Linked DNA regions of Mus musculus: regions 2, 3, 4, 5 and 6 are each linked to region 1. The links are chromatin contacts, found by Hi-C or POLR2A ChIA-PET in ENCODE. All regions are on one chromosome and are shown on one strand. Each heading gives the region's core, a stretch centred on a gene start or an enhancer-like site at or near the end of the contact. The rest is flanking DNA. Distances are from core to core; before and after follow the strand shown. Region 1 holds the start of Map2k2 (mitogen-activated protein kinase kinase 2). Region 2 holds the start of Cactin (cactin, spliceosome C complex subunit). Region 3 holds the start of Timm13 (translocase of inner mitochondrial membrane 13). Region 4 holds the start of Pip5k1c (phosphatidylinositol-4-phosphate 5-kinase, type 1 gamma). Region 5 holds the start of Gadd45b (growth arrest and DNA-damage-inducible 45 beta). Region 6 overlaps Gng7 (guanine nucleotide binding protein (G protein), gamma 7).

Region 1 (5,054 bases), core at 1,806-4,305:
GTTTGTTTTTTTTTTTTGTTTATTTTGTTTTTGGTTTTTCGAGACAGGGTTTTTCTGTGTAGCCCTGGCTGTCCTGGAACTCACTCTATAGACCAGGCTGGCCTTGAACTCAGAAATCCGCCTGCCTCTGCCTCCCAAGTGCTGGGATTACAGGCGTGCACCACCACGCCCGGCTGAGTTAGCATTCTTGAGAACACCATTACATATTTATTTCCCCGTGTGTCTGGACTAAGGTACCCAGAATATTTCTGGAACTGGTGATAAGTCAGGACTCAGATACGGCTGGGAAAGGTCGCCAGCAAAGTGGTAAAACCAGGGAGCAGCGGGCAAGGTGTGAGGTGCCCTGTGAGCCCAGCCATAAAACCTCCTGTGAAGGGCTAGACAATGGGATCAGCACCCTACCCTCGGGGTACATATGGAACCCACATCCACCACATCCACAGAGCTGAACAGAGACAAATACACCTCTGACAGCCTTTTTGTTCTCAGACTAGGTCAGAGCCACAAAACACAACCAAAGCATAGCCAGAGGTCTTCATCAAGGAGCAGTGAGAACCAGTGAACTTCAAAGGGATCACAGAACCCGTGGCTTATTAATATTGTCATGATTATTGTTATTATTTAGTACTAGGAGTTAAGCCCAGGGCTTCCTGGAGCTCCACCCCTGGCCAGGCCCCTAGACCCTCACTGGGGGATTCTAGGCAGAGGCTCCACCTCTGGTCATGTCCCCAGCCTCTCACTGGGGATCCTAGGAGGCCCTGTATACTTTTGGCTGCTGCTGTTTTGGTATAGGGTTTCAGTACACAGCCCCACCTGGCCGTAACTGGTTATGTAGACAAAGTTGGCTTTGAATTCCTAGAGATCTTTCAGCCTTTACCGCCTGATCTGGGTCCTAAAGGCATGGGCCACCACACCTGCTGACTTGGGCTGAGACAGGTCTTTCTTGACCAGTGCTGCCCTTGTCTGCTCTCATGAAGACATGGCCTTTGAGCCCATGAAGTTCTTGCTTCTATTCCTCAATTCTCTGGGATGTGAGGGTCCTTCCTAGTTACAAGCTCAGATAAACCGTGACCATTGCACCCTGCCCACTGTGGGCAGAAGTCAAATCCCGAAACACAGGACATGCCCAGCGCAGAGGGGAATAACTCCACAGGTGTGCACTGCTGTAAAAGTTCCTGCAGTTGCACCTCGCAGACAGTGCGTTTATTATGTCCCATTGCGGGTCAATAAAGATTACATGGAGCTGAAGTGGAATAAGGGCATGTTCCCGGGGACTGCTGGAAAACAAGGCAGAGCTCGAGACCCCAGACATATCTGAAGTGCAAGCATCCAGTGAGCAGGGCAGGATACTCCTGACAAATGAACGGACAACTGGGATCGGCAAGAGGGTCAGCGGGCAGAGGAGCTTGCACCCAAGCCTGAGGCCCTGAGTTCAATCCTTTCTACAGAGTAGAAAGAGAGGGAAGGCCCCTGCCTAGATCTGCTCCATGTGCAGCTGGTGGACAAGGATTTTCGATTGGGAAACCGCTGTGGTGACATTTATGGTGTTTTGAGGCCCGGACTTCTGTCTGCAATGATGCATGAAGGCAGATGTAAACCAGGTCTCTCCCCAGCTTCTCCTTAGCAGCTGGCCTGGGAACAATCCACAGACTTATAAAACAGTAACTGAGCGGGGCAGGCTCCACTGGGCAGAACACTCACCTGGGTTCCACTACCAGCCGCAGAAAGTGGTCCCTTGTTGGGCTACACCCCAGTCCTTGGTTGTTTTCTGAGACAGAAAATGAGACTCTTTTCTGTCTCAGAAAACAACCAAGGACTGCTCTTCCAGAGGTGTTGAGTTTAATTCCCAGCAACCACATGGTGGCTCGCAACCATCTGTAATGAGATCAGATGACCTCTTCTAGTGTGTGTTTGAAGACAGCTACAGTGTACTCATACATAAATAAGTAAATAAACCTTAAAAAAATAAAATGGTTTGTTCTCACAAAATTGTAACAAAAAAATACATTCTCAAAGTCATTGAACTGAATAAAGGCTGTAGCCAGGTGAAAGCCTGCTTGCCTCCCTGGTGGGTTTCATCTTTACCATCTGAGAGGTAAAAAAACGCGGAGAACTTCCTTGTGAGATGCTGTCACTCAGAACAAACTTCATGGCCACCGTGGGCTGCAGAGCAAGACCCTGCAAGTCTGATTTCCATGTGCCTGCTCAAGAGCCCAGAGCAGGGGTTTTACTATGTATCTGTACACTCTGAATTCCAAGAGTGTGACCCTGGACAAAGAACCAGCCCTGAGTGGTATGTCTACACAATGGAATGCTATTTGGCCAGGAAAAGGACGAGAGCCCTGCCATCCAAACCATTGTGGATGGACCTTGAGGGCAAAGGAAAAACAAGCCAGACATAAGTGACCCTAACCACAAGAAGTGTTCGGATTCACACACTGAAATGGTGACCGTCAGGGATGGGGACCAAGGGAATTTATGTATTACCCATACCCGAGCTTCAATGAAGGGCCGTGAGAAAGGTCTGTAGGGCTATGGGATTGTTGCAGAACAGTAAAACACTAGGGGTTGGGACTGGAGGATTGCAGGGAGTGGAGGTGAAGCCTGGACAACACAGTAACTTCGAGAACAGTGTGGGTGGGGTACTGAGGCTCTGTCTCAAAATAAAAACAAAAACAAACAAGCAACAAAACAAACAGCAGGAAGTAGGGCTCAGTGGGTAGCGCTCTCGCCTATAGGACACGGGGCCGCAGCAAAGCAGGAAGCAGGTAAGGTAGCTCAGGCCTACGGTCCCAGCGGCCAAATCTAGGAAAATATATGAAACTAAACAAGTCTGAGTCGACTGATGCTGGCAGGTCTGTCTCCTCGCGGTCCTGCCGTGTGTAACCCCACCCGCGTTTGAGACGCACACGCAGCCGACCCCGGGAAGCTGATCGTACAGACAGACGACTGCACCGCCGCAAACATTAAACACAGCGTCCGCCTCTGCCCTTCTACAGTAGGCCGGGGAGCCACCTCGCGCATGCGCCTCGGTTGAGGGCGGGACCTCGCAGAAAAAGATCTCGCGAGAGCTCGGCCTGCGAGCTTGTGGCCGCCCCCTGTTCCCCGACCTCCCGGCTGCGCTGCAGCGTCAGCTTCACTCGGCCTCGGCGTCGGTCTGCTCGCCCCGGCGCTCCGGGCTCGTCCGCCTTCCACCTTCTGCCCGGCCTAGGCCGCAGCCCCGGGCCCGCGTCGCGCCGCCCCCTATGGGCCCCGGCTGAGGCGTCGCCGCTGGCCGTGGAGCCCCGATGCTGGCCCGGAGGAAGCCGGTGTTACCGGCACTCACTATCAACCCTACCATCGCCGAGGGCCCGTCCCCCACCAGCGAGGGCGCCTCTGAGTGAGTAGGCGGGGCGTGTGAGGACAGGGGCGGGCCTCGGCGTGAAGGGGGCGTGACCACAAGTGGGGGTGTGGTCTGAAGGGATAGCAGCGCCCGGGAGGACAGGGGCTGGTCCTGAGAATGGTGTGGATGGAGGTGAGAGGGGCGTGGAGTTCGAGGGCTGGAACAAAGCCTGGTTGGGGGTCCGGGCATGGAGGGGGTTGTGGGGGGGGGGGTGGAGGCAGGGCCAGTTGGGTGAGTCACGTGGTGTGTCAGCTTGGCCCGGGGAAAGGGGCGTGGTCTAAGGTGAGTGGCCTGTGAGCTTAGAGGGCCGTGGCCTTTGAGGACTAGAACAAAAGCCTGGTTGGGGTCGGGGCCAGAGCAGTGAGGCTGGTGGTCTTATCAGGTTGGCCAGATGGGAGAGGGGCGTGGCCCAAGGGGAGAGCCCTGAGTCCTGTGAGCGTAGAGGGGCGGGGCCTCGGCCGGAACTTGGCTTTAGAAAAGTTGGTCTGGAGAGTAGCAGTGCCTGAGGCAGGGTAGGGATGGGGACAAGGTGCAGGGATCTGAGAGAATGGCTTTGGGAAAATCTCTGCTGTTGAAGGGGAAACAGGGGGCAAAGGGGGCGGCGTGGGTACAAGAGGGGGGCAGGTCCTGCAGGTGTTGGGACCAAGAAAGGGGAGCTAGAGAGAGGTATGACTTGGAGTAAGGAGAGGGGCCTGAAGAGAGGCAGGGCAATTGGAGACCCAAGAAAGAAGACGTCCTGAAGGTGGCCAGGAGAATCAGGGGAGCAGTGAGGCTTTCCGGGTGTGTGTGTGTGAGGTGTGGTATGGTTAGAGGAACAGAGGCCGTGCGGGGTAGCCTAGCCTAGCGCTTAAGACTGGGTACCAGGTGAGTGGAGCAGTTGAAGGCATGACTTGTCTGAGGAGGCAAGGCTGGCCTTGCAGGGGCAGAGGGAAGGAACCTGTTGGAAGAAGCAAGGGGAGGTGCAGGGGAGAGCCTGGCTTGGGGAGTACATGGTGACCTAGTGGAAAGTGGACAGTGCCCTTGGAGATGGGTGTGGGGGTAACAGACTCACTATGATGGGGTGGGATGAGCGATGCAGTTGGGTACAAAGCCTTCCTGAAAAAGGGTCAAGTAAGGACGATTGATCAAATAAGGTTAGGGATAAGGTTTTTTTGGGAGGAGAAGGGGAAGGCTGGTCTTCCTGAAGGGAAAAGAGGGGTGTCCCAGGTGAGGACAGCCTAAGAATCCTTGAGTGATACCAGACCAGGGAGGCCTCTGTCAGGAAAGACTCGGTGAGACACCCCTTTGTGGGCATATCAGCATGATGGAAGTGCCTCAGTCTGAAGGCAGCTGTTGAGGACCCCAGAGTGCATAAAGATGGCCTGGGGTGTGGTGTTCCAGGAAAGAATGGGGAGAAGGCTTTCCAGTGTGGAACTTATAGTAATGGCATGAGGGGGACCTGAGGCGTTGGGTGAAGTGCCTAAGAGACTGAAGCCCATGATGAAAAATGTCAGAGAAGGGGGTGCTAGGTCTTGGAGGTTGAATCCTGCTAGCCAAAGCTAATGGCTTAAAACACCCACTGGGAGACATGGGAGGGCTTAGGTGCTTCCCAGCAGCTAAGGACAAGATAAAGGGGCAGCCAGAAGGTGCTGAGTGCTTCAAGGGCTACATACAGTACAGCCTGGGGTCCTGT
Region 2 (5,054 bases), core at 1,168-3,667, 220 kb after region 1:
TTCATGGATGTTCCACCCACGGTGTGCTGGTAGGAGGAATCAGGCTGAAATGTTCTGAAAGCCAGCAGCCTGAAGCCACTGCTTTTGGGCCAGCCGCGTAGGCCTCTTGGGTTGCACCTTCAGGGACAGAGGTCAGGACCTGGCTGGCTTCCAAGGACTGCAGCAGCCATGGAGGCAGTGAGGAGCATGACACAATCATCATGGCCAGAAAAGGCATGGCCAGGGACAGGACCCGTGCGGGGGTGGGGCAACCGAAGGAGAGATGGACAGATGTCTGTCCCTGGACCTCAGTCCCCTTCCTGTTTTGGGATGCACAGTGAACACACTGGTAAGCTGCTGCAGGAGTTAATTCAGGGGCTGCAAAGGCAACTTGGGTTGGGCCTTGCACAGACCAGGCAGGTATAATATCACACCTGTCATCCCAGCACTTGGAAAGTTAAAGCAAGAGGGTTGTGGCAAATTCCAGGCTAGCCTGGGCTACAGAGCGAAATGAGACCAAAAGATAAAACTCCCAGGGCTGGCCCTACCACTCAGTGGGCAGAGCTCACCCAGCTGCGTAAGCCCTGAGTTCCATCCCAGCACCGCAGAAACCAGATGGGGTGGCACACAGCTGCCGTCCCTGACTTGGGAAGTAGAGGCAGAAAGCAGGCATGCAAGGTCATCCTTGGCTGTAACCAGTTGGAGGCCAGCCTGGGCTACATGAGACCCTCTCAAAAGAGAATCTGTAAATATCTTTGTGACTCCCCATCGTGTCCCCATCCTGTTCTCTCCAACGGCCACTATTGCCCCACCGTGGACGGTGTGTGAACTGTACTGTAAGGCCTGGGGGCTCCTCCAAGGCTGAAGAGGTGCCCTCTCCGGCCCACTTCTGTTCTCCTCAAGCCATCCCAGCAAGTCCCCTGTCCAGCCCCACATCAACCTCAGTGCAATATGCCCTCCCCGTGGGGTCCCTTGGCACGGTACTGTCTGCAGCCCCTTGTCTCTCACCCCTAGCTCCACTCTCCGGTGGTTAAAAATCGCATCGCACATCCTCCCCCCAATCCTGTTTTTATTGTTGAATCCATTCTGTAAACTACAAACCTCGTGTGTCTTACTCATCAGGACTTGGGATCCCTCGTCCTCAGCCTATGTGGTCTGGTGTTTGACAATCCAAGCACAGTGTCCTCTTGGCACCAACCAGAGGGGCCTGTCCCTCCAGCGCAGCCGGCAAATGTATGCAGTCCAGGTCCCCGCCCCACCTGTCACAGCCCCTCTTTTTGAGATCTGTAATAAATCTCTAATAAGAAACAGCTCCTCTCCGGTGACTTATGCGTGCGTGCGATGGGAGAGCAGGCGAAGGGTGGGCACCACGTGTTTTGTCTCCCCCGCTCTAAACCCTCCCTGGATCCCACATGATGAATCCCAATTCGCAGATGACTTCCTTTCTCCAAGCCTAAACTTCCCTATCCATAGATTAGCCACAAGTTGAGCGCAGTACGCAAGCTGGCGGGCGTAGTAGTACTCAGACTCGTCCTGGAGTCAGCCAGAGACTGTCTGTTCATGTCCTGTTGTTTTATTAGCTCGGAACCGGTTGCTACAAGGCTACCCTAGAAACCGAGGACTCCCGCGAGCGCTTGGGTCTCCGGGTTTCAATTTTTAGAAGTACACCGGGCCCTGCAGGTTTAAGTTCCGCCCACTCTAGCCACGCCCCTTTGACGTCCTTTTCCAAGCCCAGCAAGACCCCTAAGCGCAGTTTCTGGGTTCATTGGCCCCGCCCTCAGATCCAATGTGTCCATCTCGCCCCCAAGGTCCCGCCCACCGCCGCTCTACTTCCTCCCACTCCTCAGTCGGCCACTCTCGACTACATATCCTGCCCGTACCCATTCACAGTTCGTAGTTACAGATGTCAATCTTGCCTCAATCAGCCCCTCTTCCACCCTCTCAAATCCTGATATGCACTCCTCCGCCCATTGGTCTACGCCTGTCAATCTAGTTTACCAGACCCCGCCCACCCCGGCTCCCGTAACCGCCATTCTTGCGTTCCTTCTCAGGCCACGCCCAGCGCAGGTCCCCGGCCGGGTCTCCCGATCTACAGTTGTCGATCTCCGTAAGCCCCGCCTAACCCAGCCCTATTCTTTCCCCATAAGCTCCTCTACTAGGCTCCGCCCCTAGGGCACTGCCCATGCAAGTGCAGGCTCCGCCCACTAGGCGCCTCTTCCGCCCTGGAACAACCGCCTCGTAGCTCCGCCTCCCTAAGCACGCTACTCGCCGGTCACCTAGGGCGCGAGGGAGGGCCCACCTAGGTCAGTCTCCTTCACTGCATGAATGGAGCGTCAATCCGCTAGTTCTAACGGCGTCCCGTTAGGAATCTACTATGTGTTCCCAGCTTGAGAACTCCGGAGAAATCTCGGGTTATGTTGTCCCTGGAGTCCCGGTTAGAGGGAGTAAGTCATTCCCTGTGATCAGGCGCACTTTGGACAGTCCTTAGAGCGCCGCGCCAAAGGAAAGCCCCCGGCGCCAAGCTTCCTGGTTGTTTACGCGCGCGCATGCGCGGCGCGGGCCGCCAAATGGGTCGGGACTCTCGCTCGCGCTCACGGTCTGTGGGTCGCAGGGGTCGGAAGCAGCGGAGTCGAAGCCGGGGCCGGAGCCGCAGCCGGAGTCGGAGTCGGAGTCGGAGTCGGAGTCGGAGCCGGAGCCGGAGCCGGAGCCATGGGCGGAGCAGCCGAAGGCGACGGGAACACGAGCGGCGGCGCGAACGCAAGCGGCGCAGCCGAGGGCGCAGGTGAGCGTCCTGGGGGCTGCTCGGGCCTGGGAGCCGAGGGACAGGCGGGGCAGTATCCGAGATGCCGGGCTGCGCCGGGGCAAAGGAGACTTCCGGGGACCGCGGGCCATGAGCATAGGGGACCGAATGACTCCACTCGCCACCTCTGCATTCATAGACATTGTCTTGTCCCGGGCTGGCCTCCTGCGTCAGCCTCTGGAATGCTCGGGATTACAAGCCATTGCCTCACAGTTAAGGTTTTTTGCATTTCCTCATAGTTAATTCTGCTCAGTTGACAGCCCTTCTTCTCAACTGGCAGTACTTCTAACAAGTTGACCAAAGCCTAATCAGGACACCGTTCATACAGCACTGGAGATACAAGCCCGAACAGCCACATCTATCTTTTACTGTGGGTACTGGGGATTCGAACTCATGTCCTCAAAATACTACCTGGTGGTATTCCTCTTTCGTGGTTCCTGGGCTGTCAGAGAGTCCATCTATTGGGCCTCTCGTCTGTCATTTCTCATCCCTTCTACCTGTCATCTCAGCAGGACTTGACGGCACTGTACACACCAGTAACCCCAACACTTAGGAGACAGATAAGAACCAGCCTGGCTGTAGAGGGAGTTCCCACCTGATAGCATTGTAGATGTCATATTTAAAATAAAACAAGCACTCAGAAAGCAGAGACAGGAGGGTCTCTGAGTTCCAGGACAGCCAGGGCTACACAGAGAAGCCAGCCCTGTCTCGAAAAAAATCAAAAATTAAAAGAAAATAAAAACTACATAAAAAAGAACTACTCCCTCACTTTTAACCTTCATTTCTCTTGCTGTATTGTCTGTTATGGCCCTGGGACTTGTGTAGCTCTACTATGAAGGACAGCCTAGCTCATGTGGGGAGCAATGTGATTTACAGGCCGGTGAGGCTAGAATTCTAGGCAAGTACCTCAGCACCTAGGATGGTGCCCAGCAGCAGCCAGCATTGAACAGGTCTTGATGTGTCCTTCCCACAGGTCAGATTCGGAAGGAGAGCAGCGGCAGAAGTCTAGGAGGCGAAGCCAGAGCCTTCGACCACCCCGATGGCACTCACAGAACCAGTCCTCATGCTCTGACTCGGGTGAGGAGCGGGCTCAGGGCTCCTGGGCCCGTAAGGGTCACAGGCGCTCGTGGTCCCCGGGGTCATCAGCGTCTAGCTTGGACTCCCCAAGACGCTCCCGGAGTCCCGGGACAGCTACCCTGGCCCTGAGCCAGCAGCAGAGCCTGCAGGAACGGCTGCGGCTTCGTGAGGAGCGGAAGCAGCAAGAAGAGCTGCTCAAGGCCTTCGAGACGCCTGAGGAGAAGCGTGCGCGGCGACTGGCCAAGAAGGAAGCTAAGGAACGCAAGAAGCGGGAGAAGATGGGCTGGGGTGAGGAGTACATGGGCTACACCAACACCGACAACCCCTTTGGAGACAACAACCTGCTCGGCACCTTCATCTGGAACAAGGCCTTGGAGAAGAAGGGCATCAGCCACCTGGAGGAGAAGGAGCTGAAGGAGCGCAACAAGAGGATCCAGGAAGACAACCGTCTGGAGCTGCAAAAGGTAGGCCGGCCTCGCACGCACGCACACTTGCATGGGAGCTCACATCCTCTTCTGGAGGCTGGATGTGCCTGGACACACGCCTCTCACCATGGTGGCTCCCTGTGTTGCTGTCCAGGTCAAACAGCTGCGGCTAGAGCGGGAACGGGAGAAAGCCATGAGGGAGCAGGAGCTGGAGTTGCTGCAGCGGGAGAAGGAGGCAGAACACTTTAAGACGTGGGAGGAGCAAGAGGACAGCTTCCACTTGCGGCAGGCCAAGCTTCGGTGCGCTCCTCCCTGGCCTTCTATTGGAAACTACAATCTCATGCCAATCTCTGCCAGGCGTGGCGTGTGAACTCATGAGACAAATCCCCGGGGAGTCCCGTTAAGACAGTGATGGGGATATGGGATCCATTGTCCAGAGTATCTCCGCCTCACTGAAGGAACCTGAGCACAGACCTGGTCAGATGTATTGAGGACCCCAGCTCAACCCTATTGTCCCACCTTGGGGAGGGCCAGGCTCACAGGGCCATCTGACACTCCTATCAGTCTGAACCTGTTTGGCTGGTTGGGGCTGAGGGTCAGCTGTGCCAGCGGAACTCTGGCCCTGACCCTGCCACCCTATTTCCTCCTGCAGCTCCAAGATCCGAATCCGAGATGGGCGAGCTAAGCCCATCGACCTCCTGGCCAAGTACATCAGCGCAGAGGATGACGACCTGGCGGTGGAGATGCACGAGCCCTACACCTTCCTCAACGGC
Region 3 (5,054 bases), core at 1,118-3,617, 200 kb before region 1:
GTTTCCCAACCCCACATCCTACTGGAGGGTCCAGGCAGGGCAATTATGGAGTTTGAGACCAGCTCGCCCCAACAACACATATACTGATGTGTTTCGGTACAGGGAGATCTGTACTGATGTGTTTTATGCGATGCTTGCTGTGCAAACGGGAAGACTGAGCACAGATGCCCAGGAGTCATATAAAAACTGGTGCTTACAGACTATGTGCGCTTGTAACTCCATTCTGTGCGGGTAGCAACAGGGGGACTAGCGGGGAACTGGCCACCACCTACTTCCAGGTTCACAGAGAGGCCCCGTGTCAGTGGAATGGAATGGAAAACGACAGATAACCATTTAGCACCCTGCTCTGGCCTGCACATGCGCAGCACACACACACACACGTTGTTCCTTGGGACAAGGACCCTGCAGAGGCATAGCCAGTGCAAATAATGAAGCACATTAGCACTGAACCCATTCCCCACAGGGCAAAAGTGAGGCTCTTGGCAGCCTCTCTCTCACTCAGGGGCCTTGTGAGTGCAGTTGCAGGAGTCATGCCTGCTCCCGAGGGATGCTCGTCTGAGGACACTCTCTCCTTTAGGGTGATGCAGGGGGACCCCTGGCCTGCAGGGAGCCATCTGGCCAATGGGTGCTAACTGGGGTCACCAGCTGGGGCTACGGCTGTGGCAGGCCCCACTTCCCAGGTGTCTACACTCGAGTGGCTGCTGTGCTGGGATGGATAGGCCAGAACATCCAGGAATGATTGCCCTGTGGCTAGCAACCCAGGCGTGGACTGAGAAACACAGCTACGGGCCACCCACCCCACGCTGAGGAGTTGGTAGCAGGCAAACATGGGAGTCCGATGGGAACTAGCTGTGACTGTGTATATTGTTCCAATAAACAGAGTCCTTTCTCCTACTGGCTCAGAACCTCTGTCAAAGCCACGAGTCTCCAGGAGCAGGGCATGTCTCCAACTTGGCTCCTTTGGTGCTTATGTTTTGGTGGGACTGACCAAATTGACCAAATCTCATGTACCAATCCTCTTGCCTCCACACTTAACCCACCCTCAAGTGCTGGGCAGACAGGTGTGCACCACACTTGGTTTATTCAGAGTTAAGGTCAGCACCCTGGGCCTCATGCATGATAGGTGAAGGCTACATGAAGCCTTGCTTCTTAACCTCGGCTGGTCTCCCCGGGATGACCAAACACCTGAGATCATGCTCCGAATTCCCTGAGAGCCAGCAGCCCACTGACCCCAAGGGGAAAGATACCCTGGGAGGTCTGGGCCTACTCAGGGGAAGGGACCTGAAGCAGTGAGGTGACACGCCTGCTTTACTGCCCCAGCAGCGATTTATTGGCCTGCTCTCCTGAGGTCACAGGTCAGTGGGGCCAGCCAGATCCCTGTGCTCTGTCGGGTCCTCACTCTCTTCTGAGATTGAGCTGGACGCAGCAACCCAGGGGAGAGGCCTCGATCCCCAAGCCCTCCATGCTGCCAGACTTCAGGGCGGCTAGGAGGAGACACCCTAACTGGCAGGGAAAACAGTTCAGACCATAAGCACGGTGTCCCGAGGCACAGGTCCCGGTCACATGTTGGCTCGTTCCCGCTGCAGTCGAGAGTTGTAGGCGCGGGACACGGTATTCCAGGCGTCCATGTAGCGGTCCATGCACATGGCGATGCATTTCTGCAAAGCGTGGAGGGGGATCCCTGACTGACGGTCACACGACCCGAGGATCACCCATGAAGGCTGCACCGATCTAGGCACAGAAGCCGGGTCCTCACCCCGCGCACGCGCACAACTTCCTCAGTAGCTAAGGCTAGAGGCCGCGCACGCGCACATCTCTCAACCTCCTAGACGCTCCTGACCCCGCGCCCCTCACCACCCCGGGTTCCCGAGATGTCTCACCTGCTCCGAGTTATCCAAGGAGCCCCCGGGCTTCCCGATGCACTTCCGGAAACACTTGTCCGTCATTCTCTGTGGACACACGCGAGGTCTCAGCGGGGACTCACCCGGGGAACCCCGCCACCAACCCCGGCGCGCCCCGCACCTGGAGCAGCTCCTGCGCGTTGGCCACGGCGATCTGCACTTTCACCTGCTCCATAATGGCCCCCGGGTCCAGCTTCCCGCCACCCGTGCCGCCAAAATCCGAGCCGAAGCCGCTGTCCATGGCTGCTCAGTCAACCGGGCCACGGTCGCGCACACCGACCATACGCCCCGGAAGCCAAGCCGGGGCACCACGGGAAACAGAGGCTGAGTCGATTCCCACAAGGCAGCGCGCGTCGTCAGCAGTCTGACAAAGCTGCGGCCTGAGTCACCATGGAAACAAGTTAAACTACACCTCCCACAAACCCGTGCGCGCCGTGCACTCTGACCTCGGAGGCTCTATGGGAAACTGCAAACTCCTGCTCCCACAAGGCTGTGCGCGCCGTCCCTAAGCACTGTCCTTTGGCTTCTAGAAAGGAAGGAAACCCGAACCACAATTCCCAGAAGGCTGTGCAACTTCCCGCGTGAGCCCACTGACTTTTGACGCCCTGGCAAGGGCTGGACCAGGGTCATTTTGTCCTGGACCTCCCCGCTGCGCATGCGTACAATATAAAATCCTCGCTGCTTTTTTTTTTTTTTTTTAATATGTTTTTTTTTTAAAGTTATACGGATGGTTGTGAGCCACCATGTGGTTGCTGGTATTTGAACTTCGGACCTTCGGAAGAGCAGTCCGGTGCTCTTACCCACTGAGCCATCTTACCAGCCTGCTGCTCCTATCTTAATCTGAAGATCTACTCTGAGGCTGCAGTTAAAGTCAATGTTTATTTGAGTATACAAAAGTTTCCAGTTGTAAAATGTATATTACAAATCATAGGCGTAAAAGAAAAGGTGGAACACACGTTTGGCATGCATCTTATAAAAGAAACAATCTGTAGAGCTGAGCGATGTGCGCAGTGCCGGCGGCTCCCCAGCAGCAGTGCCACTCCGGTAACCATCTCACCTAGCCAGGGCCAGAAACAGACCCCTGAGGACCTGCAGATTACTCTAGACCTGCTCCTCAAATACAAGGAAGCTAGCTCCAGTGCAGAGTACACCTGCCCTGTGGGCAAGGCAGCAGAGCTGCGCAGTGACTGCAGCCAGCCATAACTATCCAGGATCCAACGCCGGTCACAAAGAAAACGGAGGTATCTAGAAGCAGGAGGTGGCTGGTGGGTTCTGGAGGTTGGTGGCAGTGGTGGCATCCTGTGGCCAAGAGCTCTTGCCTTGGGGGAAGACTAGGCCTGGACTCTTCCTACCATCAGCTGTGCCAGGAGAGAGAAAGAACTCGCCCTAGCTCAGTAAAGGAAGCTGCCAGTTGTGGCAGCTCCAGGCCTGAACCCCCAGAGCATCATCCCAGTGAGCTGCGTTACTGACCGATGTAAAAAAATAAATATTCTTTAAAAAAATACCATGTGTCAGTGGTGGGGAGGTGACAGGTGAAACTGGCTGGCTCCTGGCACTAAGTTGCAGGGAAGCAAGTTTCCAGGCCTTGCCATCGAGGTGGGGCACAGAGGGGCCACACAGTATTCATACAGGAGAGGCCAGGAGCATAGCTAGTGTGGCCACACTCATGTGAGCAGTCACTGGCTGGGAACCTGCAGCCTTTGCTCCTGAAGGCACAACGCCCACGGTTTGCCTGTCCCCTTCAGTCTTAGGATGGGAGGCGTCGTCCCATGTGTGAACTCGCTCCTCCTTGGTCCTCCGCTTTAGAAGGGACTAGAACAATTCAGAATCTGGGACCAGAGAAGCCTGTGAATGCCCTGGAGCTGGGGACTGTTATAAACCCTTCAGATTCAGAGCACAAAGCTGGGCCATCCCTGGTTTCAGGTGCCATCAACTCCAGGAGAGGAGGGTCTGCCCTGTGTCCTAAGAGCCACCACATCCTGACAGGCTAGTGGGCCCCACAGCACTCTTGGATTCTGAATTTGATTTGATTTGAAAGGCTTCAAAGAAAACAACTGAATCACCAGTTTCATACAAAGTCCACCCTGAGCTAGCAGCCATTCTCCTGCCCCAGATCCAGGCCCAAGTCCCTCAGCCTGCGGGTTCCTAGCCCCAGGCCTCTATACCATCTTGACGGCATGGGGCCAGGTCAGGCCGGTGGGCAGAGGGCACCTCCATCTCGGAAACCCAGCAGAGCCCACCCACATTCTCATGGTTGCTTAACAGTCATCGAGAAACAGACCAAGGACTAGTGAGAGCAGACCATAAAAAAGTAGTTTTAGGGGCTCTGGGGACCATGGTGACCGTGGGGCAGGTTTCACATCAGTCGGCAGCCCCTTGAGGTAGTCCTTGGGTCCCCCTGCAAGGAATGAGGGAGGATGCAATTAGGCAGCCTGCTCCCAAGCAAGTGAAAGGCCCTATTCCAGAGCCTTCCATTTGTCCCCAGCCCAGACTTGGGGGCTGGAGTCCCTGTCTCCCCACCCCAAGCTCTAGGCAGAGGGAATCCTGGCTGAAGGGTTAGGAGTGTGGCCTCTGAGGTCTGTGGTGTCACAGAGCCCACACAGTGAGTGGGTAAGTCTGCATCTGAGGCAAGACTGTGGAACCTGTACCCGAAGCCCCACTAGGTGCAAAGCCCCACTAGGTGTGACGCCAGTCACACGCTTTCTCTACCTGCTGGTGGAAGAGGTCCTCTTCACCGAATTCTGCCTCTTCCTCTTCCTCCTCTTCCCCGTTCTCCCTCCCCTGGACAGATGAGTGCTTTGCAGCCTTCACGGCCACCTCCTACACAAAAGTCACCAGTTTACTCGACCACCCCCAGTGCTGGTGGCTGCATCTCACTAGAGGTTTCAGCCCAGGTTTCAGCTCCGTCACAAGTGCTGGGTCCCCGCCACGCAGGCTGCGCACCTACCTCACCGTCGGCACTGACCAGGGCAGTGCGGAAGCTCTCCCCAGGGCCCCAGTTGGTCTGGCTTTTCCACACAAGGGTTGATGGGGGACTGTGGGTAGCCCCTGCGCCAGCTGCCCACACCTGAGGAACCAAGATGGCCCTTGCCAATCACCTCAGGGCTTGGGCCAGGCCATGGCTGCCCACCATGAGACCCTTTAGTTGGCTCC
Region 4 (5,054 bases), core at 1,076-3,575, 190 kb after region 1:
GTGGCACATTCATGCCTTGGATATATGGGGTGACCCTCAGGGAGAGTTCCAGAAAAACTCAAGAGTTAGTTCAGGAGTACCCCAACTTCCTCTGCCATCTCCCAAAACTGCAGGCCAGCCTCCCATGGGAACCAAGATCCTTCCTGCTAGGGGATCAGGGACCAGCCTCCCTAGCCACCACCTGCGCTCACAAAGACCCTTTGAAGGCTGGGCTGCAGCGTGCTGGGCGCTGTGCCAGGGCAGAAACTGCACCCGCTGGAACTTTCTGAAACTGTGTCAGATGTCCCCACAGGATGCCAGCTTCCGGCTCCCATGGGGGGCATCCAGAGCAAACTTGGGGGTCCCGGGAGCCTGACATGGGATCACTTGGATGCATAAAGCCCTTGGGATGAGCTCAGCTGGAGACTTACCGGTCTGGAAGGCTGAGTGAATGGACGCAGGGTGGGAGGTGGAAGCTGGGTCCTGGATAGCTGTCAGGCATGGGTGGCAGGGAGGAGACCCGAGCTGGCTGCTCGGGCCGGGCAACCTGTTTGCTCAGCGAAAGCGGAGTGGAAGGAACGGTGGGCGAGTCCCTTTGCCGGGTGGAACCGGCAGGACTGTGCAGGTTGTGCGCAATTGTGAGTGCAAGAGAGGCCGGCCTGCAGGTGGGAGGGTTTGTGGCTCAGTCGCAAGGTGCTCTCACGTGGCCAGACAGGCCTTAACCCCTGAGTACCCAGAGAGGCCTAGCTAGCCCTGCACCCCACAGCATCTACACCACAGAGTAGGTGCTCACAAAACACTGAGCATCCTACGGGATGAATGGGCTGTGCCTCGCGCTGCAACTTACCCGCTGTCAAGCTTCCAGCTTTCATCACAAGGGGGGACACTGGAATAATCAAAACTCTCATGGAGCCACAGCCCAGCTCATTACTATGGGATTCTAGGCGGGAACTCCACCCCTGACTACGTCCCCAGCCCCCTCACTGGGGAATTGTAGGCCATACCACACCTTTTAGCCACACCCAAGATCATTATCTACTCTATTGGCATTGACTTCCCTGTCTGTACACCTGACCCCTTGTGACTTTCCAGTTTCAGACTTTATTTTTGGTTTTTTGGTTTTTTTTTTTTTTTTGAACTTTGCTTCCTCTTAATTCGAGCACTCCTGACCTAGTTCCTTCCTGTGATGCCCAAAGAGATCTCAGCTTTTATCAGGTGTCCATATCGCTGGAGGAGTTGGTGACCCCATCTTAGTTCCTGCGGCAAGAAGACTTCAGATTCAGGCTTCTAACCCGCTTTCAGAAGGTGCTGTTACTGGGCTCCAGTGACCACACTTTGGAAGCCCAGGCTTAAGTCAAGTTCTGTCCACACCACACACCAAAGCGCTCTTTCTGATGCAATTGTCTTAACGGATGGTCCACGCCTGTCCTAGCAAGGAGGAAGCTCAGACTGGAGTGTCTGTCTCAAAAACACAACAAACAATATATATTACATACATCTTATTATTTTGCAATATGACATATGCTTATTTTTATTGATAACTTATGTTGTAAAGCGATAAAATGACAGTAGTAAAATACACTTCTAATATATGTAATAAATTTCTTTAACGCCCACACTCCTATAGCCCAGGTTGGTCTCTTTAAATCAATATATAGCTGAGGATAACTCAGACCCAGCACTGGGGAGGCAGAGGCAGGAGGATTTCTGAGTTCTTGGATCTCGTAGACTAGGCTGGCCTCAAACTTGGAGATGCACCTGCCTCTGCCTCCAGAGTGCTGGGATTAAAGCTGTGTGCCACCACTGCCCAGTTGTGGGTTTTTTGTTGGTTTTAGTTTTGGGGTTTTGTTTTTTCAAAGATAGGGTCCCACCTATGTAGCCCTGGCTAGGCTGGAACTTGCTATGTAGACCAGGCTAGTCTTAGATTAGCTTGCCTCTGCCTCCGTGTAGTGTCCGCCTAGGGTGCCCCTGAGCCTCATGTCTAGGCTCTGCCCCTTGATATCCGATTGGCTGTAGTAGACTCTAGACCACGCCCCATCTCGGTCCCCTGCAGACGCTCTGGTTTGTTTGAGCTGGTCTGTTCATCCCTCTATGGACGCTTGGAGGCGCTGGTGAGTCGTACTTCACTTTAGCTCCACCCCTGCTACCTAATTGGTCAGGTTCCTCACTTTGCTGAGGCCCCGCCTTCCGCCCCCATACCGCACGTGAACACGTTTCTTCCTGCACCGGACGCCGGAGGGCGCTCGCAACTCCCTTGAGTGTGTGCCGCCCTAAGCCCAGTCCTTATATCCAATTGGTTAGGAGCTTCGCGTCGACGCCAGGCTCCGCCCGGGCCCCGCCCCCTCCCTCCGCCCTGTAGTGCAGGCGGCGCTTGTTGTTCAGCGGCGGCGGCCGAGCTCGGGTGCATCCTCGGGCCCGCCGCCGCCGCCGGAGCGTTCGGCCATGGAGCTAGAGGTGCCGGACGAGGCGGAGAGCGCCGAAGCGGGGGCCGTGACGGCGGAAGCGGCCTGGTCTGCGGAGAGTGGGGCGGCGGCAGGTAATGCGATCCCCCTGGTCGTTGCGATGGGCTCGCCCCTCTCCCCCGCCGTGGCGCGTGGTCTCGACCGCCTGCTTCGCGCTGCGGTGCGGCCTGCCGGGCTGATCCATTCTCAAGCGCGGCACGGGGGTTCACGCGCTCTCCCATTGCGTGTGCGGGGGAGGGGGCATCAGCGTTCCGGCCGGGGAGGCTGCACCGCCCCACCCGGGGATGCGGGGCTTGCAGCGCTCGGCCCATTTTAGGGTCCTTGGGTGACACGGTGGAGCTGCAGGCGGGCGTGGGTGCGGCTCTTTATCCTGGCAGCGTGTGCATGCAGCGAGCCTCTTTTAGATGCATGCGGTAGCAGTGAAGCGGTCCTCCGGTTTGGAGATAGAGGGAACCCGTTTTCTTGCTGCAGGGGATAGAGACAAGCAAGTCATATCTGCCCCTTTGAGTGTGTGGCGAGTGGCTTCTCCACAGTGTGTGGGAATGCTGGAGCACCCTCATTCTAATGGGGGACCCCACTTGCGGACACTGCCTGGCAAAGAAGGGCGAGTGTGTCCTCCATGCGACCCCCTTTGCTGGGCTGTCAATCTTGCAACTGTCACCTTCTGGTCCCTCCCTGCTACACATCACTGATCACCGATATGTTGGCCTCAGTTTACCTCCCTCTAAAATTCGGGCTGGGGAAGGATAAAGGAATGATGTTGAGGTGTCTTCTCTGTCCTGGCTGGGTGAGCAGATGACCCGTCAATCCCCCAACCTCCCAGTCCCTTCTCCCTGGACCCTGTGGGGCCACCCAGCTTCCTGGTGTCCCCTTCCTTGTCAAGAGCAGCATCTCTGGGTTTGCAGTCTGTATGCAGGGCGGTCGGGATGCACAGCTGAAAGAGAACAGAACACTCCCTTCTCCATGGAGGTCACAGGAACTTTCTGGATTCACAGAACTCTAGGCTCCCTCAGTAGTGCTCTGTGGCTGACAGCTGAGTTAGGTCTCTGTGGGCTCACTTAGGCTTCCAAGGTTCTCCCTCGCTGTCCTCATGGAAGACCAGGAGGGAAGGAGGAGCCAGGGAGCCAGGGGTCTTCAACCCCAGGCGCTCAGCTTTTTTTTTCTATGCCATTGGGAACCTGGTAGCTAACCTGCTTCTAGCCTCCAGCCACCTGCCCTTCTGGGCTTGTCACCTGGTGTCCCATGCCATGCTGGAGAAATTGTGCAGGGGACAGCAGGGCCCTTAGTGGCCATAAACCTGATTGCTCCGGGCACTCAGTTCCCACGACAGAGTCCACAAACATTGTCCCTGTATGGAGCCTTTCGTCACAGGGGGGGGTAGGGGGGCCGACAAACTAGCTGGAGCAGACAGGGTCTGTCACCGAACTCTGGACAAACCTGTGCCTGACTGACCCCCAGGGGCTGTCTCTCCCGGAAGTTCCTTTTCCTGCCTAGAGTCCTGTTAGTCATCCACACAGAATCCCATAGCTGCTGGTGAGTCCCACCCTCCCGTCAGACTCCCTGCTGTGTCCCCACCTGTAAAATGGGGAAGCCATCTGGATCTGCTCTGACCTTGGGTTGTGAAGCACTGCCTTAAAGGAGTCAGTTGCATTTATTTACCACCAACTGCATACCTGCCTCCACGTGAACAGGGTGGGTGTCCAGTGTCGGTGTCTCCAGCCACACGGGGACTGGAGGTCAAAGGCAGGAAGAGTGAGGCCTACCCCGCTTCCCAGAAGACCTGGTGCTCTGTGGTGCCTGTCTCCCCTGCAGCCCTGTCAGCAGCCTGTTATCTGCTCTGGTAATTTCCACCTATCTGATGGGAAGGAAACCTATCTCTGTGGTGTTTAGAATCCAGTTACGTTAAGTCTCCTTACTCCAGAGGCCTGGCCCAAAAACTGCCTGCCTCCTGCCTTCCTGTGGCTGCTGGGGCCCTTGTGCGATTTCTGGGTGTGTGGTATGGCTTGGGAATCCTGGATACTAGGACACGGGCCTGGTGACCTGCCTGGGCTCTGGTGTGAGTGTTCCTGAGCTTCGGTGGTCCCAACCTGCCACTGCCTCCTCCCCCATCTAAATTGGTGGCGAATTATGTCAGCGTTGCTTCTAAAATCACCCCAGAGCCTGCCCACGTCTCCTCCACCCCGTGCCTCTGCTGGTCCAGCATCATCATCCTTCATTTTGTTTTTCACCAGCTCTCTGTTCCATAAGGAGCCCCATAAAACCTGGCTCAGGGCCCTCCCTCTGCCCATCCCCTCCTCCCTCCCTGTCTACTCCTCACACCCTCAACGCCAGCCATGGGAACCTCTATGTTCCTGCAGTGGCTCAGCACCAGAGTAGGGTGGCATTCAACAGGTGTGCAGTGACTGTCAAGGTGTGCCAGTAAGAGGTGGTGGCCTCCATGTCAGGATCAGAACTGTTGGCCTTATAGACAAAAGGTTCAGTCAAGTCTTCGCCTAGGTGTTATCCTTGAGGTCATGCAGTCGGATGACAGCTGCCTCAGTCTCCCCCATGGAGAGAGGCTCTGGGGCCCTTCCTCGATTGGACTGTTGGGGTCATGGTGTGCGCAAGAGCAAG
Region 5 (5,054 bases), core at 1,563-4,062, 180 kb before region 1:
GAGTCTAGGCCCTTCCTGGTGGCCTCCTGACCACAGCCAAAGCATCTCCTCTCAGGAGCTCCAGCCTTTGTCTTGGCAGTTCCCACGCCCCCGACCCTATTTCCGGTTTTGTTGTGAGAGTCCTGTAGTGCCCTGCCCCAACAGACCCTCCCCTCCTCCTGACCTTTCCTTTCTCTGTCTAGCCCAGCTCCAACTCAGGGTGTCTTTCTAGAAGTAAGGCCTCTGGGATTTTGGTTGTGTTTTAATCATTCCTTTTGACTTTCTATGTGCATTGGTGTTTTGCCTGTATGCATGTCTGTGTGAGGGTGTCTGGTCCCCTGAAATTGGAGTTACGGATGGTTGTGAGCTGCCATATTGAACCCTGTTCCTCTGGAAGAGCAGCTAGTGCTCTTAATCTCTGAGCCATTTCTCTGCCCCTGCTGTTTGTTTTGCTTTGTCTTGTTTTGGTTTCGTTTCGTTTTGGTTTTTCGAGACAGGGTTTCTCTGTGTAGCCCTGGCTGTCCTGGAACTCACTCTGTAGCCCAGGCTGGCCTCGAACTCAGAAATTCGCCTGCCTCTGCCTCCCAAGTGCTGGGATTGAAGGCGTGTGCCACCACTGCCTGGCAACAACCAGTGTTCTTTAAGGCTGAGACATCTCTCTAGCCCCACCCCCAGGTTTAAAACAGGGTCTCATTTAGCCCAGGCTAGTCTCAAACTCACTACATAGCCCTGGATGATCCTGACCTACTGACTGATCTTCCGGTCTCTTCCTTCCTAGGGCTGGGATGACAAATGTGTACCACCATAGGGTTCGTGTGGTACAGGGGTGGAAAACAGCGCCTCACACATGCTCAGTACGTGCTCTGCCATTGAACCATTGCTACAGTCCAGCAGCCAATTTAGACTATTAAAATACACATCTAGTAAAGTTTACTTATTTGTGTGTGAGGACACAGTACACTTTGGAGTAGGTACGGAGATCAGAAGACAATTCGCAGGAGTCAGCTCGAACCCTCCATCCTGTGGAGGATGTCTTGCCCTTCATGTTTGATATTTAAAATACTGTATGTATAGATTATTCCAGGTTGGGCTATAGCGGTATGTAGATATTGGTGATGAGCTTGCTAGGCATCACGAAGTCCTGGATTCATCACCAGCATCGAAAAAAAAATTAATAAAAAAAAAATCGCTGGGCAGTGGTGGCCCACGCCTTTAATCCCAGCAAGCACTAGGGAGGCAGAGGCAGGCGGATCTCTTGAGTTCGAGGCCAGCCTGGTCTACAGAGTGAGTTCCAGGACAGTCAGGGCTATACAGAGAAATCTGTCTCAAAAAAAAAAAAAAAAAAAAAATCATTCCAAGTGTTCTCTCCCCCTCCCTTTCCGGAAGCTGCGTGAGCAGAGACCTCATGAGGCCACCAGGTGTCGCCGCCGCGCCTCTCACGCCAGGGACATTTCGCATGCTGGGTGGGTGGCGCGGAGGAAGCAGGATGCGTCACCAGACCCGGGATCGGGGGATCCGGGGATCCGGGGAACCGAGCCGCGCGGCCGAGGCCAGGACCCAGGCTGGCGGAGGAGGCGACTCAGGGTGATTCACCGGGAGCCCCCGTGCACCGTGGGAGAATCCCACGCGGGTCTATCTGCCTCGCTCGTGTCCTTGCTGTCGACTACCAGCCCTCAAGCTGTGGCTTGGAACGCCCTTGGAAGCCTCAGTTTCCATTTTGCATAATGCAGATATCAATTCCTTTGCCTGACAAATCTTGGAAAGATAAATGACACGCGTGGAAGAAGGGGCTTGTGCTTCATGCTACGCACTACAAAAATGCCAGGGACATAAGAGCGGCTGCCTTTCAGTCACCTCTCCCCGGGTCAGTACCCTTCGGGTTTTGCCACTTGGCTTCCCCCTCAGGGGTTAAGTGTGGCGAATCGATCTGAGGATAGACGGTGAGGCAGCCGGCAGGGGGCAGGGTCACTCCGCAGAGCGTCTGGAGGGCTCTTCACCTGCGCCTCCCGTGCACACGTGAAATTCTCGGGGTGCCGGGAGGAGGGAGAAAGGGTTCCGGATCTCTCCCCCTGCGATCCCTTAGTGCTCTGCAGCCAGGACCCCTGGGGCACCGCCAAGCCACCTACCACGACCACTAGGAAGCTTCCTGTGTGCCTCTCCTCCCGCGACCCTGGCCTTAGAGGGCTGAGCGTTCTCAAAGCACCTTCGTGCTGGCGATGCTAGGGTGCCTTGGTAGTTCTCACTTTGGGGAGAGGATCCCACCGTCCTCAAACTTACCAAACGTTTACTGTATACCCTAGACGTTATTTAAACACTCTCCAACTCTACAAGGCCGGCAGAACACTTAGTAAGCCTCCTGGCGCATGCACATCCCTTCTTTCAGAGCTTGGGAAAGGCTAGGGACTCTCCGGGGACAGCGAGGGGATTCCAGACAGCCCTCCCCGAAAGTTCAGGCCAGCCTCTCGCGCTGGAAACCCCGCGCGCGGCCTGCGTAGCGCGGCTGCCGGGAAATCAGGAGAGAAACTTCTGTGGTTTTTTTTTTTTTTTTTTTTTTTTTTTTTTTCTCTCTAGAGCTCTCTCTCTAGAGCTCTCTGGCTTTTCTAGCTGTCGCCGCTGCTGGCGTTCACGCTCCTCCCAGCCCTGACCCCCACGTGGGGCCGCCGGAGCTCCGAGCTCCGCCCTTTCCATCTCCAGCCAATCTCAGCGCGGGATACTCGGCCCTTTGTGCATCTACCAATGGGTGGAAAGCGCATGCCTCCAGTGGCCACGCCTCCACCCGGGAAGTCATATAAACCGCTCGCAGCGCCCGCGCGCTCACTCCGCAGCAACCCTGGGTCTGCGTTCATCTCTGTCTTCTTGGATTAATTTCGAGGGGGATTTTGCAATCTTCTTTTTACCCCTACTTTTTTCTTGGGAAGGGAAGTCCCACCGCCTCCGGAAGGCCTCCGACACTTCTGGTCGCACGGGAAGGTTTTTTTGCCTCTTGGGTTCGTATCTGGACTTGTACTTTGCTCTTGGGGATCTTCCGTGGGGGTCCGCTGTGGAGTGTGACTGCATCATGACCCTGGAAGAGCTGGTGGCGAGCGACAACGCGGTTCAGAAGTGAGTACAACAGAGGCTGAGGTCTTCTCGCCCGCCGCCTGAGGTCTGCGGGGCTGTCATCGGCTAATCTCCCCATTTGGCCTTTTAGGATGCAGGCGGTGACTGCCGCGGTGGAGCAGCTGCTGGTGGCCGCGCAGCGTCAGGATCGCCTCACCGTGGGGGTGTACGAGGCGGCCAAACTGATGAATGTGTGAGTCAGCACCCCCCTTTCTCGGGCGTGGGTGGGGGCGCCCCTCTGATGCACGCGCGCTCCAACATCCCTATAGGGCTCGGGGCTTTGGGGGACTTTCCCAGCGCTCTCGGTTTTGGGGAGTGGAGGGCGACATTTCTCAGAGAATTTTTTTTGGGGAGGAGGAAAGAGAGTCGCTGCAGAACCCTGACTTCGCAAGTTTGAGGTTTTGTGTTTTTTGTTTTGACAAGGCAACCCCAGTAACTTTGGACTATGTGCTTCCTCCCCCACCGCCATCAGTATTTGCATAGTCGGCCACCCCAGCACCCGTGCAGTACTGCGGCTGGGGGGCTGTTCTTATATACACTCCTGATGCACGATGGGTCTTGTCCACCCTTCCCGCCTGCGGTTCCTGGAGCTCATATCCCCCTATCCCACCCCGTGCACGGTGACACCCGCTCCTGGTCTGACGACCCCCTGACACTCCTTCTCTCCTGCAGGGACCCCGACAGCGTGGTCTTGTGCCTCCTGGCCATAGACGAAGAAGAGGAGGATGATATCGCTCTGCAGATTCACTTCACCCTGATCCAGTCGTTCTGCTGCGACAATGACATTGACATCGTCCGGGTATCAGGCATGCAGAGGCTGGCGCAGCTCCTGGGGGAGCCGGCGGAGACATTGGGCACAACCGAAGCCCGAGACCTGCACTGCCTCCTGGTCACGGTGAGCCCTCCCCCCCCCCACGTCTCTGTCTCTCTCTCTCCCCGCCCCACCCACCCGTCCTGGTCACCTGGGTCCCGTGTTTGTCAACATAGCTGGGCTGGCTGGTCCAGCACCAGCTCAGTGCCCAGCCATGCTTGGCATGTCCCGTGGGCTGCCTAGTCACCCTGGCAGCTATTTTGAGCCAGCCTGTTTTTCCCCAGTAGGGCCCCTGGCGCTGAACAGAGGCTCCCTACCTAACTCCTAGAACTCCCACTAAACCCTTCTTTTTCTCCCTCCAACAGAACTGTCATACAGATTCCTGGAAAAGCCAAGGCTTGGTGGAGGTGGCCAGTTACTGTGAAGAGAGCAGAGGCAATAACCAATGGGTCCCCTATATCTCTCTAGAGGAACGCTGAGACCCACTCCAAACATCTAAAGCAACTGTCGAGTTGCTGTCCCCTAAAAAAAGTAAATAAAATACATATTTGACAGCCCCCTCATCCCCCAGAACAATCCCTCAAAGGCTACCCTACCCGTGATACCTTCTGGGAGGGGCGGAGTCACCGAGACTGAGATGAGGAGAGGGGCACGTGCGCCCGCCCGCCCTCTGGGCTGTGGAGCCAGGAGCAGCACCACAGGTGGTCGCCGAGGTCGGAAGGAGGGCACCTCAGGCAAGAGGAGACTGAGACTTTAGAGCCAAGGCCTGGCAGTCCTGCAGCCAGCCTCTGCTCGCAGCCGCAGACGGTCTGGACACCGCCGCAGGGGTGGGGTGAGGCGTCCCCCACCCTGCGGGACAGTGAACTGTGCATAAGTCAGCGGAGGGCGACGACCCTCGCCGCGGGACCCGGGACTCGAGCCCGGGACTTCGCAGCTACAGCACATCTATTTTTAATATTGTGCTGAGCAAGACAGATCGCTTGCATATTTTTAAAAATTTCTACTACAGAGACATTCCAATAAACTCGTTAAGCCTTCGTGTTCTCGTTGTATTTTACCCCCGCTCCCACCGGCCCCTTCTGCCTACCCTGTGTCGCGCCATGGGCCACCAACCCTTGTTAGGAGCTCTGAGCTCAGCAGCTCTAGACGCTGCTGCCGTCTGCTG
Region 6 (5,054 bases), core at 938-3,437, 140 kb before region 1:
TTCACTGCAGACTGCTTATAAATCAATAGAAATGTCTCCCCTTGAACTCCTGTTGCATAACTCCATGGCAGAGTCCACAGGATGACCAGGTCTCTGGGCATGATGAGGGTACCACCAGGAACCTGGCTTTGTCACGGGTCCATGCAGACATGGATTTGGATAATACTCTGGAATCCCCTCTCCCATACCCCAGATTCAAATCGTGCCTTCTCTAACCAGAAAACAGTGGCTTTGAGTTGGAGCAACAGGTCCACGCTTGTCCTTCTGCACCCAAGACAGGAACCCCGCATCCATGACCTCTTTCTGAGGCATGTGGACTTTGAGGAAAATACCTGTAGATCATCACCTTGCACAACCTGGTCAGGTGATGAGCTCAGGTCACCTGTTTGTGGACAGAGAATGAAAACATGTTCTGGAATGTGCTGGTGTTGTGAGCGCAATATGGTGAGATGTTCACAGCCAGAGCCATGGGGAAGACAACTCAGCTGGAACAGTGCTTGTAGCTTAGTGGCAGGGTGCTTGTAGCTTAGTGGGCAGTGGTTGTAGCTCAGTGGGCAGTGGTTGTAGCTCAGTGAGCAGGTTGTAGTTCAATGGGCAGGGTGCTTGTAGCTCAGTGGGTAGTGGTTGTAGCTCAGTGGGCAAGGTGCTTGTATGTCAGTTGGCAGTGCTTGTAGCTCAATGGGTAGTGGTTGTATCTCAGTGGGCAAGGTGCTTGTATGTCAGTTGGCAGTGCTTGTAGCTCAGTGGGCAGGGTGCTTGCTCAGCATGCTGAATCCCTGGGTTCCATGTACAGCATGGGGCATGGGGTTGCAAAGTTGTTATCCAAGTACTTGGGAGGCAAAAGCAGAAAGATCAGGAGTTCAAGGTTATCCTTGTCCACATAGGAAGTTTGAGGCTAGCCTTGGCTACATGAGACTCTGGCTCAAGCAATAACAACAACAATAACAATAATGAAGAGACGGTCTAGGGTGGTGGAAATTTCTGTGACCTGGTTGGTCTCAAGCTTCTGCATTGAAGCAATCTTCCTGCCTCAGCCTCCTATGTAGCTTGGAGTTCTTTGCCTGACACTGTCACCAGCTCATTGTGTGTTTGTGGAGACAGCCTTGCTCTGAAGCTCGGCAGACCCGGAACTCTTTACAAGTGCACATGTGTGGAAGTCGAAGGGCAGCTTTGGGGAGTCTGTTGTTTCCTTCCACTAAGTGGGTCCTGAGGAGGACTGAATCTGGTTATCAGGCTTGGCAACAAGCCCCTTCACCACTGAGCCCTCTCACCAGCCCTCTTTCCTTTCCTTGTCAGATGGGGTCTCATGTAACCCAGGCTGGCTTGAAATTCCCTAAGTAGCTGAGGATAGCCTTGAACTCCTGACCTGCTGGGATAGACCCAGGGTTTAAGCATGCCAAGCAAGTGCTCTGCACTGAGCCCAGCACCAGCCATGAGTAACTCCATCCACCCTCTGCAGTACCTGTCTACCCAAATCTGGAGGCTGAGGCAGAGGGACTGTCACAACTTTGAGGCCAGCCTGGGATCATCAGTGAGACCAAGGCTCAAAAGAAAAACAAAACTGGAATTAAATCAATGCTGCGTGAACCTAGGCTGGGAGCGTTGACCTAGCTCTGAGATTGAACTCAGGTCCTTTACCCACATGGCTGTCTTCCAAGCTGTGCACTTTGTAGCATTAATTGATGATTGATTGAGACAAGGTTTTATAGGCACCAGGCTGGCCTTGAACTCACAAAGATCCTCTTGCCTCTAAGGAGATTAAAGGTATGGTTCACACCTGGCTAAATTTTGTTTCTGCAGTACAATTGGCCTAAAACTCACACAATGCCTTGTGTACTTCCAAGAGCAGCCAGAAGGGGGCGTCTCCCCCCCCCCCCCCCCGCCCCCGGAGCTTGGAGTCACAGAGGGTTGTGAACCCCATGTGGGTTTAGGAACCTAACTGGAGTCCTCTGCTGAAGCAGTCAGTGCAGTGTGATATAGCCTGGGCTATCTCCCCAGGCTACAATGGCTCTAAAGTAGAGCTGAGGGGGCCATTAACGTCCGCGCCCCCCCCCCCCCCCGCAATCCACTTTAGGAAACAATGACATTCAGATCCAAAAATGCTGGAGAACCTGTGCATGCCGGGCATAGCTCTCATAGCTGGGACACCGCCACTCCCACAGGCTGGGAAAGCACAGCCGCCCCTCCCCTCCCGCAGTCTTCTCTGCTGCTGAGAAAGTCCCGGGCCAGCTTGGAATCCTGTGTCAGGGGACCGGAATGTGGGGAATGCTGGGGAAAGGGTGGGGGAAAGAGACAAGGGTCCCCAGGTGGGAGAAGGAAGCCAACCCTGGGGAGGTCTCAGCTGGGAAGATACCCACCTCCCTCCCCGCAGGGCCTGGATATGGGAATAGGAGGGAACCAGGCTGTGTGTCTGCCTGTCCCTTTCCAGTGCGGGAGCCAGAAACCAGCAAAGGAAAGGATTAAGATCAGGGCCTCGGGGTGGTGTGGTCCCAGGGACTCCCTGGTGCCCCCTGTGCCAGCCCCACCCCACCCCCGCGTGTTCATGAAGGGATGAGACGGAAGTGGCTGGGGTTGAGAGCTCCATCCTTTGCACCACAGAAACCGAGTTCTGTGGCCAGCTTCTGCAGGCAGAGGCAGGAGGATGGAACCCAGGGTCACCCAGAGTGAGTGTGAAGCCAGCCTGGGCTACATGAGACGGCGCACGCGTGTGTGTGTGTGTGTGTGTGTGTGTGTGTGTGTGTGTGTGTGTCTAAAGACTGGATTGGAAATGAACTCTGTCTAATTCAGGAAGAAAAATTAACGTCCAGACTGGGTCGGTGAAAGTTGGAGGCTGGATATGACTGGGTGGGGGGCGGGGCAGGGGGGAGTGGGGGGGGAGCTGGACATGAGGGATTCTAGGCTGGATCTAGCGTGTAAGGAGTGGACCCTCTCCTTGGCCACCCCCACAGCCCCTCACTGGGGATTCCAGGCAGGGACTCCTCTCTGACCACGTTCCCTTTTACTGTTTATTTTGAGACAAGGCGTCCCTAAGCGGCCCAGTCTGGCCTTGAACTTCAGTTTTCTCCTCAGCCTCCTAGAGAACCATGTCTCACTCCTATCTTCCTATTAACATCCAGGAATCCGGCTCACTTTTTCCCTCCCTGGTTTCTCCTCCTGCCTGCCAAAAAATAAGTTAAGAAATAAGTGGAAAACAAACACAAAACACAACCAAACCGCGAGGCCGGATGGGCAGGAGGCAGACGCAGGACGCCTGCTCGCTCCCAGCACATGGTGTTCAGAAAGGAGCTGTGTTTACAGAGCCCAGATCAGAAGCCAAACAAACCAGGCTGAAGTGCTACTCATAGAGCCTGGCTGTAGCCCCCCTGCACCTGTGCAGCCTAACACACACCACTGTATACAAAAATCGTTTCAGCCATGATTGCACACCACTGTATACACAGGGGTGGGTCCCAGTGATGACTGCACACCAATTCTGAAAACAAGGTCTCTGCAACGATGTCACACCACTATATATACAAGGGTCTTGAACACAATTGCATGCCAGCTGTATACACCAGGACCTTGGTGATGAATGCATGTCCATGGGGCATGTACACAGGAAGGAGCCCAGGATGGGGGAGGTGGGTGTGTGAATTTCAAGTTGCTGGGTCACGTGATTGATTATGCTTGGTTTGGCTTTTTTTTTTTTTTTTAATTTTTTTCAGAGATTGCCAAACTGCTTTCTATGGCAGCTGTGCCGTCTCCTCTCCCCACCCGTGCAACCCTAGTTGATTTTTCCAATTTAGTTGTGCAACTGTTTGCACTGTTCTTTTGGCTTCGCCTGGTCTGTGTTTATTCAGTGAGTCTTGGCCTAGGGGCTCCCATATGGAGGTGACTGTGACATTTGGGGAGCTCCTGGTATGGAATGGGTGCAGCCCCCACCCCCGTAGAGAATGCTATAGCATAATGTCCCTAGCACCCAGGGGATCTCAGCTTGGCTTTGTCTCCACAGAGAAGGTGATGGTCACAGCAGGTGCTGCCCTTGGCCTTGAGCAAGCCTCTGAAGGACTGCTCCTCTGTGCTTCTCCTGGCAGCTGTGATGGGGACCCTCATTGTGTCCCCTGACCCCCAGCAGGCTCTCCTGTCATAGTGGACACTAGAGAGAGCTAAGAGCCATGGACAGAGGTTGACACCCTCTGTCCAACCATAGGAATGCATGCATGTTGGGATTCCCTGGTGAGCCCTCCCTAAGATGGATGGGTCAAGCTTGTAGCTTCTCAGGGTCATGGCGTGGGGCTGGCCACGTGAGGACAGTGTGTGACCTCACAACAGGACTTGGGGGTGTATTTCCGAGGGAAACCAGTGACCCAGATGAAAAACAGCATCTTGTGACTCTCTGTCAGCCGTGGCCCCTTTGTTCACAGGGTAAATGGGTCCCTGTGTGGCTATATTTAGAAAAGGGCCAAAGAATAGCTATGAGTAAAATGTCCACGAGAGGCAAAAACAGATAGTTCAGGCGGGCCCTGCTCCCAGTGCAGAGCCCCAAAATGAGCTGACTTGTGCTGACAGAGACGGGGCTGTCACCTTAGTGACAGGAACTGGAGAGAAAGGAGCACTGTTTACCCATCTGGCACTCTGGGGGCAGTGGGTGGTGGCCTTTGGTCCTCTCTGGCTGTGTGTGTGTGTGGAGGGTAGCCATGATCATGTGAGAGTTTGTAACCTTGGGTATGGGGGCTGGGCCAGAACACGCAGCCCCGTGGCTCCTGTCACCCACTCTCAGCTTCCCGGTCCTGAGGAAATGCTGTCACCCTGGATCCATGCCAGGGCACAGGGCAGCCTGGGTCTCGTGAGCCTGTAGCTCCTGGGCTGAAGGAAGGGAGGGTTGGTTGGAGAGAGGAGAGGGCTGTGTGGGGACTCAATGAACTTCTATAAGTGACACTGAAACCTTTCCGTCTCTCTGCAGCCTCTGGGATATTACTTTTCCACAATCAGAAGAAATCCCTCCAAGAAATTCTGACAAAGTACTTGACTCAGTATTGCTGGGCATCAGAGCATGGCCCAGCTTCCCTGGGTAC

What was found. A loop is a pair of places that touch in the nucleus more often than their neighbours do. ChIA-PET counts read pairs that join two places held with the same protein, here RNA polymerase II (POLR2A).
Region 2: POLR2A ChIA-PET joins it to region 1 with 24 read pairs in embryonic stem cell. The contact joins the promoter of Cactin here to the promoter of Map2k2 in region 1. POLR2A ChIA-PET finds 5 or more read pairs at or near these places in 3 of 5 experiments (Patski and embryonic stem cell).
Region 3: POLR2A ChIA-PET joins it to region 1 with 12 read pairs in Patski. The contact joins the promoter of Timm13 here to the promoter of Map2k2 in region 1. A Hi-C loop is called at or near these places in 1 of 37 maps with a recorded cell type or tissue (adrenal gland). POLR2A ChIA-PET finds 5 or more read pairs at or near these places in 4 of 5 experiments (Patski and embryonic stem cell).
Region 4: POLR2A ChIA-PET joins it to region 1 with 20 read pairs in embryonic stem cell. The contact joins the promoter of Pip5k1c here to the promoter of Map2k2 in region 1. POLR2A ChIA-PET finds 5 or more read pairs at or near these places in 3 of 5 experiments (Patski and embryonic stem cell).
Region 5: POLR2A ChIA-PET joins it to region 1 with 52 read pairs in embryonic stem cell. The contact joins the promoter of Gadd45b here to the promoter of Map2k2 in region 1. A Hi-C loop is called at or near these places in 1 of 37 maps with a recorded cell type or tissue (adrenal gland). POLR2A ChIA-PET finds 5 or more read pairs at or near these places in 4 of 5 experiments (Patski and embryonic stem cell).
Region 6: POLR2A ChIA-PET joins it to region 1 with 12 read pairs in embryonic stem cell. The contact joins the enhancer-like site here to the promoter of Map2k2 in region 1. POLR2A ChIA-PET finds 5 or more read pairs at or near these places in 4 of 5 experiments (Patski and embryonic stem cell).

What each region holds. Positions count from the first base shown.
Region 1 is chr10:81,102,860-81,107,913 of GRCm38, forward strand. It overlaps Map2k2 (mitogen-activated protein kinase kinase 2), which reads left to right and starts at 3,056. Exons shown (of 11, transcript NM_001347144.1): 1 at 3,056-3,379. The coding sequence starts at 3,288. Mir5615-1 (microRNA 5615-1) reads right to left here and starts at 1,814; the gene lies at 1,755-1,814. Mir5615-2 (microRNA 5615-2) reads left to right here and starts at 1,757; the gene lies at 1,757-1,816.
Region 2 is chr10:81,318,686-81,323,739 of GRCm38, forward strand. It overlaps Cactin (cactin, spliceosome C complex subunit), which reads left to right and starts at 2,418. Exons shown (of 9, transcript NM_027381.2): 1 at 2,418-2,761; 2 at 3,753-4,320; 3 at 4,436-4,581; 4 at 4,934-5,054. The coding sequence starts at 2,526. Pip5k1c (phosphatidylinositol-4-phosphate 5-kinase, type 1 gamma) reads left to right here. Exons shown (of 18, transcript NM_008844.3): 18 at 1-1,289.
Region 3 is chr10:80,898,602-80,903,655 of GRCm38, forward strand. It overlaps Timm13 (translocase of inner mitochondrial membrane 13), which reads right to left and starts at 2,368. Exons shown (of 3, transcript NM_013895.4): 1 at 2,023-2,368; 2 at 1,881-1,949; 3 at 849-1,658. The coding sequence starts at 2,142. The coding sequence ends at 1,560. It overlaps Lmnb2 (lamin B2), which reads right to left. Exons shown (of 12, transcript NM_010722.5): 10 at 4,849-4,968; 11 at 4,611-4,721; 12 at 2,762-4,299. The coding sequence ends at 4,258. Tmprss9 (transmembrane protease, serine 9) reads left to right here. Exons shown (of 18, transcript NM_001081688.2): 18 at 578-893. The coding sequence ends at 739.
Region 4 is chr10:81,290,638-81,295,691 of GRCm38, forward strand. Pip5k1c (phosphatidylinositol-4-phosphate 5-kinase, type 1 gamma) reads left to right here and starts at 2,326. Exons shown (of 18, transcript NM_008844.3): 1 at 2,326-2,515. The coding sequence starts at 2,422. Tjp3 (tight junction protein 3) reads right to left here and starts at 630. Exons shown (of 21, transcript NM_013769.3): 1 at 411-630.
Region 5 is chr10:80,927,279-80,932,332 of GRCm38, forward strand. It overlaps Gadd45b (growth arrest and DNA-damage-inducible 45 beta), which reads left to right and starts at 2,813. Exons shown (of 4, transcript NM_008655.1): 1 at 2,813-3,081; 2 at 3,170-3,271; 3 at 3,751-3,973; 4 at 4,255-4,926. The coding sequence starts at 3,038. The coding sequence ends at 4,368.
Region 6 is chr10:80,959,109-80,964,162 of GRCm38, forward strand. The region is part of intron 2 of Gng7 (guanine nucleotide binding protein (G protein), gamma 7); the gene reads right to left. Among named protein-coding and RNA genes, the nearest start is that of Gadd45b, 32 kb to the left of the region's middle. Within about 2 kb of position 2,188, at least 1 of the 3 ENCODE cell types and tissues checked has a DNase peak (open chromatin) inside an H3K27ac peak, as active enhancers do.